Linked DNA regions of Homo sapiens: region 2 is linked to region 1. A link is a loop called in an ENCODE intact Hi-C map of the cell type or tissue named here. Cell type or tissue: natural killer cell. All regions are shown on one strand. Region 1 overlaps CASC15 (cancer susceptibility 15). Region 2 overlaps CASC15 (cancer susceptibility 15).

Region 1 (8,000 bases):
CTAATTTAAAATTCCACTCTCATCTCCAACAGGTAGCAATGTAGTTATTTTAAAGGTAAAAGGAAAATATGCTAAAAACTAAATTGTGGGAGCATTATTGATATACATAAGGTATGCATTGTCACCATGATCTGCATTAAAAAAAAAAAAGAAGGGTGTAACACCCATAGCCTCTATCCTCAACTGACATTCATTCAACAAATATTGACTGTCTATCAGGTGCCAGACATTACACGGTCATTGCTCTTGAGAAATACCCAGTTCAGTGGGGAAGACAGCCATATAAACAACAATTACAATCTAATATGATATTTTATAACAAAGGGTCCACAGACAGAAGTATATTGACAAATGCTTCACAAAGAAGACTTTGAGCTAGGCTTCTGAGTGAGCAGGACAGTGTCCGGGAGGGAGTGTGACAAGAGGAGGAGCCAAGAGAAGGATGAATCCATTCATACGGAATCAAACAGCATGATTTCTTAACACTTGAACTAGGGCACCTTAAACAGAATGAGGAGAGGTAAAATGGGAGAAGGACTTAGAAAAGACAGTTTAGGAAGGGTCTTAAGATACCCTGGAGGATTTGAGGCAGGGGAAAGATGTAATCAGAAATTTCCTCAAAAATCCTGCCTAGGCTGGTCACAGTGGCTCATGCCTGTAATCTCAGCACCTTGGGAGGTCGAGGCAGGTGGATCACTTCAGGTCAGGGGTTCAAGACCAGCCTGGCCAACATGGTGAAACCCCATCTTTACTAAAAATACAAAAATTAGCCAGGCATGATGGCATGTGCCTGTAATCCCAGCTACTCGGGAAGCTGAGGCACAAGAACAGCTTGAATCTGGGAGGCAGATGTTGCAGTTAGCCGAAATCGCACCACTGCACTCCAGCCTGGGTGACAGAGCAAGATTCTGTCTCAAAAAAAAAAAAAAAAAAAAAAAAAATCTTGCCTATTGGCAGCATCCGTTGCAGTTCTCTAGCAAGTAATAAAAAGGGACTGAACTTTAAAACAATAGCCACAGAAATAGGAAGGGCAAATTCTAGGGATATTTAGATACAATAAAAAAGACTCTGTGATCCAATTAGCTGTGAGGAAGAGTCAAGGGTGGATCCCATCCTCCCACTTAGACAGCAGTTTAAAGGTAGAGAAGACAAGATTAAAAAGTTGAGTAAAAATAACAGATTCTCTCTGAACACATTCATGTTTAATGTGATATACCTCCTAGGCAGCTAGATGGAGACTTAAAGCAGTATTAAATTTTGGAAACAGCAACATGGATTTTAGGAGACCAAAGAGACTGAAGGTAAAGGTATAGGAATCAGTGATTTATAAGAGTTGTTGAAGTTCCTGGGGATAAAAGAAATCAAACATAGAAAACATATTCTTACCATTCTTGTCATCTTATAAGAAATGCTTCACTGGCAAGGAGCACTGATTGGAAATTGACTTAAAGTTTAACTATGCATAGCTTCCCTTATTTCAGAAAGTTTGTCCACAACTGTTCTAAAGCGATCATCATGAAAGCCATGCAATGGCTCTCATGCAATGCTCTGCCATCAACGTTTAACTTCACTTCTGGAAGGGAGGATGAGAAACAGGCCTGCCTCCTGCCCGCTCCGGCCTGAAAAGGATTCCAACAACTGATGAAACAGAGCCCAAAGATAGCAGGCTCTTCTCAGGTGAAGTTCTCATCAAAACCACATGCAATTCTCTCCTGTTTCCTACTCACATCCTCTTCCTTCCCCTATGTTTTTCTGTGAATATATCTGCATGCCACAAATAGGCTACCAAGTCTTCTTAGAGTGGGTGGTGCAAAGGTAAAATACAGTACATTAGTTAAAAAGTAAATATGGCAAGGACAAATTCTATTGCTTTTTGATATCTGTGAGAAGGCAACAGAAGAGTTAGAACTAACAAAGACGGCAGGAATTACAAGATCCAAGCAAATAGTTTCCTTGCTTTGGATTAGAGTTGGACACCCAAGTGTGTAAAACTCCTGGCAGGAGGATTGAGGTGAAGAGCGGGAAAGTACAGGAGGATTCCGCCAAATTTTAGCTGCTCAGCAGACAAAATAAGGTATGACAGGCACCTAGCCAGGGCTCTAGAAAAATATTTGACCACTGCCAGAATCCAGAAAAACCAATGCTACCAAGCATCTAAAATGAAAAGTACGAGGCCGGGCGCGGTGGCTCATGCCTGTAATTCCAGCACTTTGGGAGGCCGAGGCGGGTGCATCACCTGAGGTCAGGAGTTCGAGACCAGCCTGGCCAACATGGCGAAACCCTGTCTCTGCTAAAAATACAAAAATTAGCCAGGCATGGTGGCAAGTGCTTCTAATTCCAGCTACTCAAGAGGCTGAGGCAGGGAGAATTGCTTGAACTCAGGAGATGGAGGTTGCAGTGACCTGAGATCACACCACTGCACTCCAGCCTGGGCAACAGAGTAAGGCTCTTTCTCAAAAAAAAAAAAAAGTAAAGTACCGAGTCAGACAGACCACTTGAGGTCAGGAGTTCAAGACCAGCCTGGCCAACATGGGGAAATCCCATCTCTACTAAAAGTACAACAATTACCCAGGCGTGGTGGTGGGCACCTGTAATCCCAGCTACTTGGGAGTCTGAGGCAGGAGAATCACTTGAACCCAGGAGGCAGAGGTTGCAGTGAGCTAAGATCGCACCACTGCACTCCAGCCTGGGCAACAGAGCAAGACTCCATCTCAATCAATCAATCAATAAAATGAAAAGTAGTAGCCCTCTTAGCAGAAACCTCTCATAGCAGAGGGTTGTAAAAGATACTGAGGAGCCAGGAAATGGGGGAAAAAAGCAGAGTCTGAGAGCCCCAAATAGCTGAGGCTGACCTGAGCAATTTGACTTCATTTCTGCATTAAGCAAAGAGCTCCCGCACTATACCACTGGCGTGTCAGGACTGATGTGCACGGATGGAAAATGACACCTGGAGAGTTGCTCACTTCACCTAACATACAATTCTAAATAAAATGTTTCACTCTTCTGTGAGGTCTTTGATTATCACTAGCGAAATCTCTACAAATACAGAAACATGAACTGCTGCTGTCTGGTTAGGCCTGTCTTTCAGGGGTTGAAAAGTTGCTCTGGAAGCCGGGGGTTTCCTGACTTGCCCTAAAGGTTTCTCAGACTGCTCTATAATAATGATGATTGAAAAGCATATTATGTCAACAGATACTTCTTTGGAAGGAGGAAAACAGGAGGACAATACCTCACTCATCAGAAAGAGCCAGACATACCTATAGGGTATGCAAAGCAAGCCAAAACTCCTTTGTGTGGTTTTGGGGGGGGCGGATTTTTTGAGACAGGGTCTTGCTCTGTGGCCCACGCTGGACTGCAGTGGCATAATCACGGCTCACAGCAGGCTCAAGAGATCCTTCCACCTCAGCCTCCTAGTAGCTGAGACTATAGGTATGTGCCACCACATCTGGCTATTTTTATTATTTTTTATTTTTGTAGAGGCAGGGTTTGACCATATTGCCCAGGCTGGTCTCAAACTCCTGGGCTCAAGCAATTTTCCAGAGGTGGCCTCCCAAAGTGCTAGGATTACAGGCATGAGCCACTGTGCACCCATCCTATATTATGTTTTGAAAAGGAAAAATAATTAAGTGTACATCTACTGAGAAAAGAAAAAAAAAATGTGCCAGCAACACCCAAGATGATGTCATATCAGCAGCTAGTTTCAGGTCAAATACAGTACAACAGGAAGCTTGGGACTGAAGACAAGCAGGACCCAGCCCACTGGACCCGCCCCTAAACCAATCGCCAGACTTGCTCCCAACCTACAGAAAGAACACTTTCCACTATGGATAGTGAGATAGTAATTTGTATATCCAATTCTGCTATTTCAAAAGCTAGGCTGTGTATATACACGGAAATATCTGGTCTGTCAAGTATTCTATAGCTGAGAGGGTCCCACAGCACTTTCAAAATAAAAAAAGTTAAATTCTTTTTAGCCACTCCATTTCTATCACTGCAGTCTCCAACCGTGCCAGGCTGTGAAAATTAAGGCCAGTAATGACTTCACTCTGCTAGAACATTGACTTGTAATCAAGGCAAGGATAATCAACTGCAAACAGAAGAAATCCATTAGAATCTAACATTGAAAAATTGGGGAATTGGGAGTGTTTGCTTTTAATGCTTACTCTTAGCCAAACCAATTAACACTTAGGTCTATCCACAAAGCTCTTGTGTAAGTTGTTGGGTGGAGGGAGGAAAATCACCATCACCATCATCACTATCACCATTCATCATCACCACCACCACCACACCATCATCACCACTGCCAACACCTCCATCACCGTCACCCTCACCATCACCATCACCATCATCACTATCACCATTCATCATCACCACCACCACCACGCCATCATCACCACTGCCATCACCTCCATCACCGCCACCCTCACCATCACCATCACCATCATCACTATCACCATTCATCATCACCACCACCACCACGCCATCATCACCACTGCCATCACCTCCATCACCGCCACCCTCACCCTCACCATCACCATCATCACTATCACCATTCATCATCACCACCACCACCATGCCATCATCACCACTGCCATCACCTCCATCACCGCCACCCTCACCATCACCATCATCATCACCACCACCACAACACCATCACAATAAAAAGTATGCATTTCTGCCCTCCAAAAGGCCACAGAAGCTTCCTTTCTTAGGAAATTGTACTGATATATTTGCTGTTTTTCCTTTGCCCTCCTAAAGCTATCACCACATAATAAGCATCCTTTCAATCAAAGAAGAATAGGAAGAGGTCAAGATTGTTCAAGGATTCCTAGGGCCCTGGTGATAGAAGACAGAGTGAATTTATGGCCCAAATCAAGTGTTTTTATCTTTCCATAAGAGAAAGATACTTGTGACAAGTAGAGTGAGATACTAGAAAGAATGCAGCCTCTCTAACTCGTTATCATTTGTAAATTCCCTGCCTGATTTGATAACAAATATCACTTTTCCTTCAGTGCCATTGGAAAAAAAAAATCACAGTGATAACAAAGGTGCCATTATTTCTGATCGCATTTTCCTGTTAATAATCACAGTTACAGTCAACTAACACCCTGGGTTCTCACATCATTAAATAAATATTACCTGGTGGCAAATATTAGTATCCCCAATTTTGCATTCCAAAGATGTCAAGAAACCTATCGGAAAGGTCAAATCTCAGTAAACAAGGCCAAAGCCAAAAAAAAAACACAAAAATCCCCTATTTCCATTATTTCCTAGTTTCAACATAAATGTCTGTGTCTCTGGCTCTCAATGGAATTTTCTACCAGACACATCAGTGGCCATAGTGGTCATTATAATCCTATCCTACTTGACATAATAAATTTGATTAGTAGAAGTTCATAAAAACAGAATCCTGGAAGGGATTCCTGGATCAGAGACTCTTAACCCAAGATTTATTAATTATAGGAGGGCATGCACATCTTTAAGTTACAGTTTCAAAATTTGTGCAAATACACAGTTTACTCTGGAAAAATCCCAGAGGTTTCCTAAATTCTCTGGGACTCATGTTCTCTCCATTTAAGAATCACTGATAGCAAATTAGTCACTCTCAATTCTTACTGTACATCAGAAGAGTCTCTGAGGAACTTTGATTAAAAAACACACTTCCCAGCCAGGCACAGTGGCTCACACCTGTAATCCCAGCACTTCAGGAGGCCAAGGCAGGCAGATCACTAGGTCATGAGTTCAAGGCCAGCCTGGCCAATATGGTGAAACCCTGTCTCTACCAAAAATACAACAATTAGCCAGGCGTGGTGGCGGGCACCTGTAGTCCCAGCTACTCGGGAGGCTGAGGCAGGAGAATCGCTTGAACCTGCAAGGCGGAGGTTGCAGTGAGCCCAGATCGTGCCACTGCACTCCAGCCTGGGTCACAGAGAGAGACTCCATCTCAAAAAAAAAAAAAAAAAAAAAACACTTCCCAAGGCCAAGCCCTAGACAAACTAAATCACAATGTTAGTAGACAGAACTCAAGCACATGAATTTTTTTAAATAACTTTTTTTAAAAGGCTTTCAATTATGGCTTTCAATGTAAAAGGCTTTCAATGTATGATGATTATACATACACAAGGTTAAAAACACTGTGTAGCTTCAATTGATTAGTCTTTTTATTTTATATAATCACTGAACTTTATCATTGGAAGAAATCCTAGATATTGGAAAACTAGCACACTTCTTTTACAAAAAAGAACCAAATGTGTTAATTAACTTGCCCAGGATCATACAGCTAGTTAGAAACAGAACCAAAATATTCTGCTTTAAACATATTTTTTAAAACTACATTCAAATTTTTATTTTTTAAAAATCATAAAATAGGGTTTACCAGCCTCTCTACTAAGTCCCCTAAAACTACCTCCTGAATTTCTTCTTGAAAAGAGAAAGTTCACCATCTTTTGTAGTTTATATGCAAAAAGTAACCTACATCTGCATAAAATTATTGTAAATATCACAGATGAACCATATTTAGAGGGATAAACCATCATGGGTAATAAATTATGATAAACACACAGTGAAGATTGGTTGACCCCTTTATCAACTGAGTGAGAAATTCCTGATAATCAAAATTATGGCTCACCACAATTTCTTATACTTTTCTTTCTAGCTGTTTTATTTTATTTTTAATTGTCAAAGAAAAGAACGAAAGCATGCTTGCCCCCAGAAAAGGGTGTAAATAGCCAAGGCATCTCATGTGCTTCAGGAAGGTATTTACATGTCCCAAACCAAGAAGGATAGGCCCTTTAATGGTAGATAAATGACATCTATTTATCCTAAACGAAGACCTTTTAAAATGCAATTTGAGTTGAAGAGAAGAAAGGGAAAGAAGGAGGTGACTTTTTCTTTGTTAAATTTCACAATAAATTTACATCCAGACTCAGCAAGTGCTTTTCTGTGGCTTCACAGTAGCTGAGATAATTATACTCCTGACCTCTTGATGTATGAGTCCCGATTGAGGGAAGTCAGCTGAATCCCAAGGACAGCATTCCAAGATGATGAAAAGAATTCTTTCAGGACACACCCACTGTGTGACTTGGTGCAGGCAGGATTTCTCCCTACCCCACTGAAGAAGACAGAGCAGAGGGGAAAGGAGAGGACCAGGGTTCACTTCATTGACAGGGACACAGGCAGATAAGTAGTAAGAACAGTTAACATTCAAATGCTTACAATATGCCAAGAACCACTCTAAAGGTTCTGTATTTACAATCAACGTTTCAGCCCGCGGACTGCATATGTCTGTGTTCCCTTAAGATTATAATGGAGCTGAAAATTCCTATTGCCCAATGACGTCTTGATGATCCTGACCTGTGTAAACCTAAGGTAACATATGTGTTTGTGTCTCAGTTTTTAACAACAACAAAAAAGTTTAGAAAGTTACAAAAAAAAATTAGAAATGGAAAAAATCTTGCAGATATAAGGAAAGAAAATGTTGTATAGCTGTACAATGTGTTTGTGTTTTTTTTTGTTGTTGTTGTTGTTTTTTGAGACGGAGTCTTGCTCTGTCGCCCAGGCTGGAGTGCAGTGGCGTCTTGTCGGCTCACTGCAAGCTCCGCTTCCCGGGTTCACGCCATTCTCCTGCCTCAGCCTCCCAAGTAGCTGGGACTACAGGCACCCGCCACCATGCCCAGCTAATTTTTTGTATTTTCAGTAGAGACGGGGGTTTCATCATATTAGCCAGGCTGGTCTCGAACTCCTGACCTCGTGATCTGCCCGCTTCAGCCTCTCAAAGTGCCAGGATTCCAGGTGTGAGCCACTGTGCCTGGCCCTACTTTTTATCCTTTATATTTTTACTGTAACTTTTCTATGTCTAGATATGTTCAGATACATACATATCTAGCATTATGTCATAATTGCCTACAATATTTTGTACAGTAACATGCTATAAGGTTTGTAGCCCAAGAGCAATAGGTTGTACCATCTAGCTTAGGTGTGTAGTAAGCTACCCCATCTAG
Region 2 (8,000 bases), 140 kb before region 1:
TGGACAATGGAAATAGAGCCAAATCCAAAGTTTAACTTCTTCCCTTCACCAATCAATAGGAAAGAAAGAACCAAGTTCAAGAATCCATAATCATCCCCGCAGACAGGCAGACAGAAGACAAAGACAAACACACAAACACACACAAGGAAAGCAACTGTGGCACATTGGCACTGACCCAAAACAAACCCTTCCTCTCAAGAACCTTTCTGTTTTTATAACTTATGAAAAACTTTTTCAGAGTTTTAAAACTCAAAAAAAATCTTCATTTTGGAGCCCTTGATGGTTCAGGCTGGAATTTTTTTTTTCTAATCTCACACCAGTATGAGAAGTCATGTTAAGAGGTCATTTGAAGGATTAAACTTCTAAGATCATTTTCATGAGAAAGAGACTGAACATCAGAAGACTGTCCTTTGGGTAGATTCTTAAGGGCTCAGAGAAGAATTTGAACTCCTCAATGAGCATCTCCACATCAGCCTGAATCCTAACCCTCTTTCAGTCAGACATCCCAAATCTAAACCTCCTATTTAAGGCCTCAGAGTCTCAACATTCCAAGTGAGTGGACACTAGAGTCATCACACTCAATCTCCCCATCCCTGCAAACCCTGTTCTAACTCCCCAAAGGACACCTGCAGAACATTAAACCAAGATTGAGTATCAAAGCCAAAACCTCACAAAATATGGAAAAGTCAGATTTTTCAAAGCACTTGCAAATAAGCTTTTTAATGTCCTTTAAAGTTTTCATTAATTATAACAAGTCTTCTCAATTTTTGCTTTTGACTTTCCAGACAATTCATGGTGTCAACTATCTACAGTACAGAAAAAGTTTCACACATTTAATATGTGAAACAGCATAAAGCAGATAAAACGCATATGTAAAAATACGAAGCAAAACGTCAGTCTGACATCATAATTTTTTTTTTTTTTGAGATGGAGTTTCACTCTTGTTACCCAGGCTAGAGTGCAACGGCACAATATTGGCTCACTGAAACCTCTGCCTCCCGGGTTCAAGCAGTTCTCCTGCCTCCGCCTCCCAAGTAGCTAGGATTACAGGCGCCCACCACCATACCCACCTAATTTTTATATTTTTAGTAGAGACAGCGTTTCACCATGTTGGTCAGGCTGGTCTCGAACTCCTAACCTCAGGTGATCCACCTGCCTCGGCCTCCCACAGTGCTGAGATTACAGGCATGAGCCACCATGCTGGGCCGTGACATCATAATTTTACATGCCCATATTACTTTCATATTCATATTATTGACTCTCTACTGGTAAAGCTACATTGATGCAGAATATCAAACAGAACAGATTCAGCAATTTTTCCTGTGAAAAGTACATAGCAATGTGACCAGAGTCTTGTCCAGTACCTGGCACATAGAGGCACACAAATATTTGTTGAACTAATTAATCAATCACTAGTCTTTAACACTTTCTGCTAAGACATCATCTAGGAAAAAAAAGAAGAAAAGAAAAGAAAGAAACCTCTTTCCCTTCCTCGTCTTCACAAATATCTCTAGGTAACTTACAAGTATACTCCCAATATGCTATTTCCATGTTTGCCATTTTCTGTATTTAATGTGCAGGTAATACACTTGAATATTAGAAAATTATAACAACAGGCAAAATAAAGCCATTTAATTATTCTCTAATCACACAGCTGTAACAACTTTTAGATTTATATAAATCTCACAAACTGCTTATAATATATCTGCACATACTGAATGCATGAAACACTGATTTGTTAGTTTTTTAAAAAAACAGGGTCTTAGAGAAATCTACACCACTGCTTAATGCCTCACTTGGTATTTTATTGCATATTTCTACTATAATTTATTTGACCACTGTAATATTATTTAGACATTTCTAGCAAAATGTATCAAAAATAAATAAGTTTGCGATCAAGCATTCTTATAGCTAAATTTTTTACACATTTGATCACAGTCTGAGAAAAAATTTGCCTAGAAGCTGAACTGCTGAAACTGTAAGAATATTTTGTGGCTTTTGATTTTACATATCGTGAAATCACCTTTAGAGAGTATACAAAAAATTTCCCCCAAAATGGCAGGTTTTTTTCCTTACCCATAGTAATACTGGTTTTTATCATTATTCTCCAACTGAGTCAGTTTAGTAGTTTAAAAATATGTCTTGTTTTACTTTACATTGCTTAAAGAAAGGGTGATTGTTTCACATATGTAAATGCAAATAATATGTATAACATTTTGAAGTGTCAGCTCAAAGTAGATACTCATAACCAATAGCAGGTATTAGCAGCCTTGAGAGACTGGCCACTTTTTACAAAGCACAATATATATTGAAGTCTTAGTATTAACTGCCTCTGTATTTTTAAAATTAAGATTGCTCAAAACTTTTGTGAAAATTTTCTAAAGCTCAATACATATCAAGATGGTTCGACTTAGGATGAGATATGCATTTTTTTACTAGCCCCTTCACCTTGTCAGCAGATATTTTTAAATGTCTAGATATTGACATTCTCTCTTTATCTCATGGCCCACTTGAGTTTTGCTTTAAATTGGTGCCTGTGTTGATGCATGCACACACATATTTACATATACATATATGTGTGTACACAAACGTCTACTCTACATATGCAAACTCCACCTCCTGGGTTCAAGCGATTCTCCTGCCTTAGCCTCCCGAGTAGCTGGGATTACAGGCGTGTGCCACCACACCCAGCTAATTTTTGTATTTTTAGTAGGGACAGAGTTTCCCCACATTGGCCAGGCTGGTCTCAAACTCCTGACCTCAGGTGATCCGCCTGCCTCAGCCTCCTAAAGTGCTGGGATTACAGGCGTGAGCCACCACGCCCAGCCTTGTGTGGTTTTTTAAAACCACTCCATACATACACATTTGATAGATATTGATAGATATGTATACACACATATGCATACATACAGAGATTCAAGACCTTACATTTTCCCCCTTAGGCTTAGCAAATCAATTAATACTAATGTTTTCTTGTTTACTATTTTATTTCATTTATTTATTTATTTCTGAGACAGGGTCTCGCTCTGTTGCCCAGGCTGGAGTGCAGTGGCGCAACCATGGCTCACTGCAGTTTCGACCTCCCAGGCTTAAGGGATCCTTCCACCTCTGCCTCCAAGTAGCTGGGAGAACAAGGGGACACCACCACACAAGGCAAATTAAAAAATAAAAAATTCTTTTAGAGATGGTGTCTTTTAGAGATGTTGCCCAGGCTGATCTTGAACTCCTGGGCTCAAACAATCTTCCTGCTTCGGCCTCTCAAAGAGCTGGTATTATAGACCTGAGCCACCACACCCGGCCTCTTGTTTACTGTTTTAAAGGAGTAATCCCAGGGGTGTTCTCACTGCAAAACACCACTGAAAGAAAATAAAACACTATTTCTCCTGGATTCTTCTCCTCACCATTAAACAAGTGAGTAAACAGCAAAGAAGCCTACTTCAGAACTACCTGACCTGCTCACCCCACTGAGCTGCCAAGAGCTGCACCCACTGTGTCCCACAAGCATGACAGGCTCGGCTCTGCAGGGAATGGGCACAGCCCCACACAGTCATCGCAACCGACATCTGTGGGCAAGACGCCGAGGTACACCTCAATCACGTGTGCCTGTCACAGAACGCTCGCTCACGCACCTGCTTCAACCGTGTGAGCTCAGCCTGTGGGTTTTCCTTGATTGATGTTGGTGTAACTGCTTCACGCTCTCCGTGGGTGAAGGGAAGTGGGCTCTGCTCAGAGCAGTTTGTGGTGCTTCACACTTCCACTTGACATTACACAAGGAATAGCAAGTTACAGAGGGAGGCACACGCCTGCAGGCTCTCCACACCCTCACTGACGGATGGAGAAGGCATCGAACCTTAAAATAAAACAACAATGAAATAGGGGCTTTGAAAACCAGGAAACAAGCAGGCGAAGGAAGCATCTGTCTCTTTCACTCTGAGCCAACCCCAGATGAGTCACACGCGTGTGCGCGCACACACACACACACCATGCCCACCAGAGGACCACTGATTTCACCACCTCTAGGCCTTCGTAGAGGCTTTTAATGTTTCTTGACTAAGCAAATTTGTTCTTTGCCCAAACTACCACAATATTCATGAAATCATTCAGACCTAGAAAAAAAGAGAAAAAATGACTATTTGAGCAAATTTCACAACTTTCAACAAGGTTCAATCTACCCTAAGAAAAGGTTTCAATAAATTGTGCCCATGTGTATAACTTTTCAACTTTTTAACATTCATTTCTTATTTTCAAAGTAAATATTCAAGTCAGCTAAGTTACAACACCTGATTTTGGATCTTTGGAACCCCACAACTGCCATGCAAGTTCCCAGGCGAATGATCTGAAAAAACTCCACGGTCTTCAATTGCTCCCACACTTGGCTCTCCTTTTTGTTGCCTCTACTCCTCTGCTATGAGATTCGAGGCAATAACTACAATTTTAGAAAAAGTAAGAAAGCCTGATTATAAGAAAAATCAAAGAAAATATCTGCATATGTTAGAAAAGCATATGCAAAAGGAAAAAAATCCAGTTGGATGCCAAAACTTGTGTGGTTTTTAAAATTTTTATTTATTTATTCATTTTTGAGACAGAGCCTCACTCTGTTGCCCAGGCTGGAGGGCAGTGGCACCATCTCAGCTCACTGCAAAGTCCACCTCCTGGGTTCAAGCGATTCTCCCGCCTTAACCTCCCGAGTAGCTGGGATCACAGGTGTGTGCCACCACACCCAGCTAATTTTTGTATTTTTAGTAGGGACAGGGTTTCCCCACATTGGCCAGGCTGGTCTCAAACTCCTGACCTCAGGTGATCTGCCTGCCTCAGCCTCCTAAAGTGCTGGGATTACAGGCGTGAGCCACCGCGCCCAGCCTTGTGTGGTTTTTTAAAACCACTCCATACATCCCATTGGTGGACCCAGAGAAGTTCTAGCAAAAACCTAATTGTTGCTTTCATTTGAACTATGTGAAACTGTCTTTTTTTAACCCTTGAAATACTGACAATTTCAAGGGATTCACCTAAATATTTTCTCAGACTTACACATGCCACAATACTTTTGGTGATTAGGACAAAAGGTTTACAAAGGACAGAGAATCTTCATTCTCTGCATCTTCTCCTTTTCATCCACATTCTTTCCTCTTTTATTATTCACCTCCTTCACTCAAGTGGGCAGGAGCAGATGGAGGAAGGAATGGGAAGGGACCCTGAGCAATCACCTAGAACTGGACCTGGATTTCAGCCCAATTTTAGGTTCCAGAGGTAGTCCTATTCCTCCACTCATAAAAATGTCAAACAAACAAACAAACAAACAAACAAAAACCTAGGGCTCTGAAAACAGTATTTTATCTTCTCACATCTTCCCTTCCAGAGTCTTCTACTCTCATGTTGAGGTTCACTCACTCGGGGTGGGCTTAAGATCACATTTGAAACGTAACTGGTTACCTACAAACCTGGTTGGATTTTTGGACTCCGTAACTGAACTAATCACAAGTCACTTTTTACCTTTAACATCTATTTTCTCCCACTGGTCCCTGAGCTGCCTTAACATTTTCTAGCCACCTTGCCTTCTTCTAGAAAGCATTTTATTGAAAGACACAAGTTTCCCAGTAACTGTCAGAAGTAGAAGAAGAAACTACTACACTGGTATCCTTCACCATTTTGAGACAAGAGTATGCATTTAAGAGAAATATCCACATCTAAAGGAAACCCATCTATGCAGGAAGTATAAAAATAGGGGGAAGAACCTGTATTTCTGAACCATGACTATAATAACGGGGTAGTCCCTGCCCCCAGCTGGTGTGGCATCCAAAGATGTACTGAAACTTTCTGATAGATGTCAAAGGTCACACATTAGAGAAAGAAATGATGCCAACTGAATGCAATAATGTAGGGAAAAAATCCTTAAAAGTTTTAAAGAATCTGTGTGCACAAAATGCTGACAAACCTTCAACGCAGCATTGTAAGCCTAACAAAAGCTACATTCCATGCCCACCTCTAAGGAAATATATTAATTTCTACAGGGCTTTCATTTCTTTACCTTTCCTTCCATGAGGATTCAGCACATGTTCCACGTACAGGATTACTGTCAGCCTGATTTTGAATGTGATTGGGATGGGGTGCGGGGCAGAAACTTCAGAAGTATAGATGCAAAAATACAAAGCCTTGACCCGGTCAAAAGGAAACGAAGAGTCCACCTAATATGAACTAAACTATAAGATTTTTCTCTCTTCAAATTGTGCTACCTTTAAGAAATCAGTTTCTATTGGATTTTTTTCCGTAGAAAAACTATATATTTTATATTGTAGAACAAAGCCCAAAATATGGGAAGACAAGGCACAAGTTTCCTCCTTTGTTCTGAGTAACACAAGTGTTTATTAAATTTTGTAACATGGTCAATGGGACACTAAAGGGTTGGTATCAACTCACCTATGATACACAGCAACTGAAAACTACAATAACAGCAAATGTGTACAGCAATCCTCCTGTGTATGTACATAGTTGTTTTAGAAACTTTAAATACGCTGTTTTACTTAATATTCCTTCCAGCAACCATTAGAGGTGCAGAGTATATTCCCACTCTACTCAGGAGGAAACTAAGGCTCAGAAAGTTTAATAATTTCCCCAATTGAGAAAGCTGCCTATGAAGCTGAGATTCAAACCCATTATTTCCCAATCCCAAGGCTTGTCTCTTTTCTTTCCTGAACTTTTCTTGCAAAGGCCAATCTCTGCAGTAACAGTGGGAGTAGAGGGTGAAAACTCTAGTTAATTGGAAAGTCCCTGCCCTGCCCACCCAGGAGAGGTATGGAGTACTTGTTATTCAGCCACAGCTGATATTGACCGTGGGAGACCAGTGAAGTCAGATTCTGGCTTCTTTGGAAAAATTGACCAAATGTTTATATAAACATTTTTAAAATATTGGCAGCAAGTCATTTAAACACACATGCACCCATGCATGTGCATACACACACACAACTCCTCATAAGGGCAAACACAACATTTTTGAAGGAGTGATTAAGCTCTCTGGTCCCCCAGTTTATGATATCTGTCCTACCTCGCCTATTTTTCATTTATTATATCCACCAGGAAGCCACATTATAGTCCAAAAGTTCCAATGGAGCCATTATTAAATTTATATTAGGGTTCGATGCACATTGCAGATCAAAATTCTCCTCAAACCTACACATAGTTTCAGTTAGTTGCCTGAAGAGAGCCACAAGCTTTCACAACAAAAGCATCCATCTTATCCCATGTTCAGTACCTGCAAATGAACAATAAAACACCACCACGGCCACTAAGCAGGTCTAGTCTGTGGCAATGACAGCAGCTCTTGGGTTCAATTAGCCCATGCTTTGCCAGATCCACAAACTAGTAAACATTTCAAAAAAGGTAGATCACAAGAGCAAAAAGCACCTGCAGGAACCACTATCCCCATAACCTTTCTCGTCCCTCTTTCCCCTTCAAGTTTGATGATTTGGCAGTTCTGGAACTCTTCCGAGAGAAGTCAAGACTCACTCTGCCAGCCCCAGCTGTTCAAAGCTCAGCCCAATCTGTTCCATATAGTTGGCTGTATTCTAACAATAATGTGGCTACAGTTCACCTTCATTTGCTGCAAAGATCATTAACTATCCCTCAGAGAGATACAGTATTAAAGAAAGAGAGTGCTCGAGGCATAATAAATGGAAGTTCCTGGGTAACACAGTTCAAAAGAGGTAGGATGATGCCAGCAAGGCCACCTGACAGTTTCTATAGCCAGAGAAAAGGGAAGAAAACAGGGGCAGGAAGGAGGCAAAATCAGAAAGAGAAATAAGAAAAGCCAGAATGTGCCTGGCAAGTGTGTATGTTCATGTGAGCAGAAAATAGAGGAAAAACAGAACATCTGAAATAAAGACACCAGGACATTTAATGTTAAGTCACAGCAGTGACATGATCCTACTTGTCTGGCAGCTCAAACATTCTATGACAGAGGTAGAAGTAAATTTGGAAGGAGAGTGAGAGCAGAGAGAATGAATTAC

What was found. Peaks named below come from ENCODE experiments on the same cell type or tissue, not always from the same donor. Only the 100,000 strongest peaks of a DNase experiment are listed, where the experiment ranks them.
Region 2: it touches region 1 in a loop (2.2-fold over the local background); 1 of 110 quality-filtered maps calls a loop at or near these places.

Annotation. Positions count from the first base shown.
Region 1 is chr6:21,921,303-21,929,302 of GRCh38, reverse strand. The region is part of intron 5 of CASC15 (cancer susceptibility 15); the gene reads right to left. Among named protein-coding and RNA genes, the nearest start is that of NBAT1, 220 kb to the left of the region's middle. RefSeq lists an enhancer at 3,349-3,458. In natural killer cell, no CTCF peak of the experiment used is centred here; a DNase peak (open chromatin) is centred at 3,102.
Region 2 is chr6:22,058,870-22,066,869 of GRCh38, reverse strand. The region is part of intron 8 of CASC15 (cancer susceptibility 15); the gene reads right to left. Among named protein-coding and RNA genes, the nearest start is that of NBAT1, 84 kb to the left of the region's middle. In natural killer cell, no CTCF peak of the experiment used is centred here; a DNase peak (open chromatin) is centred at 3,629.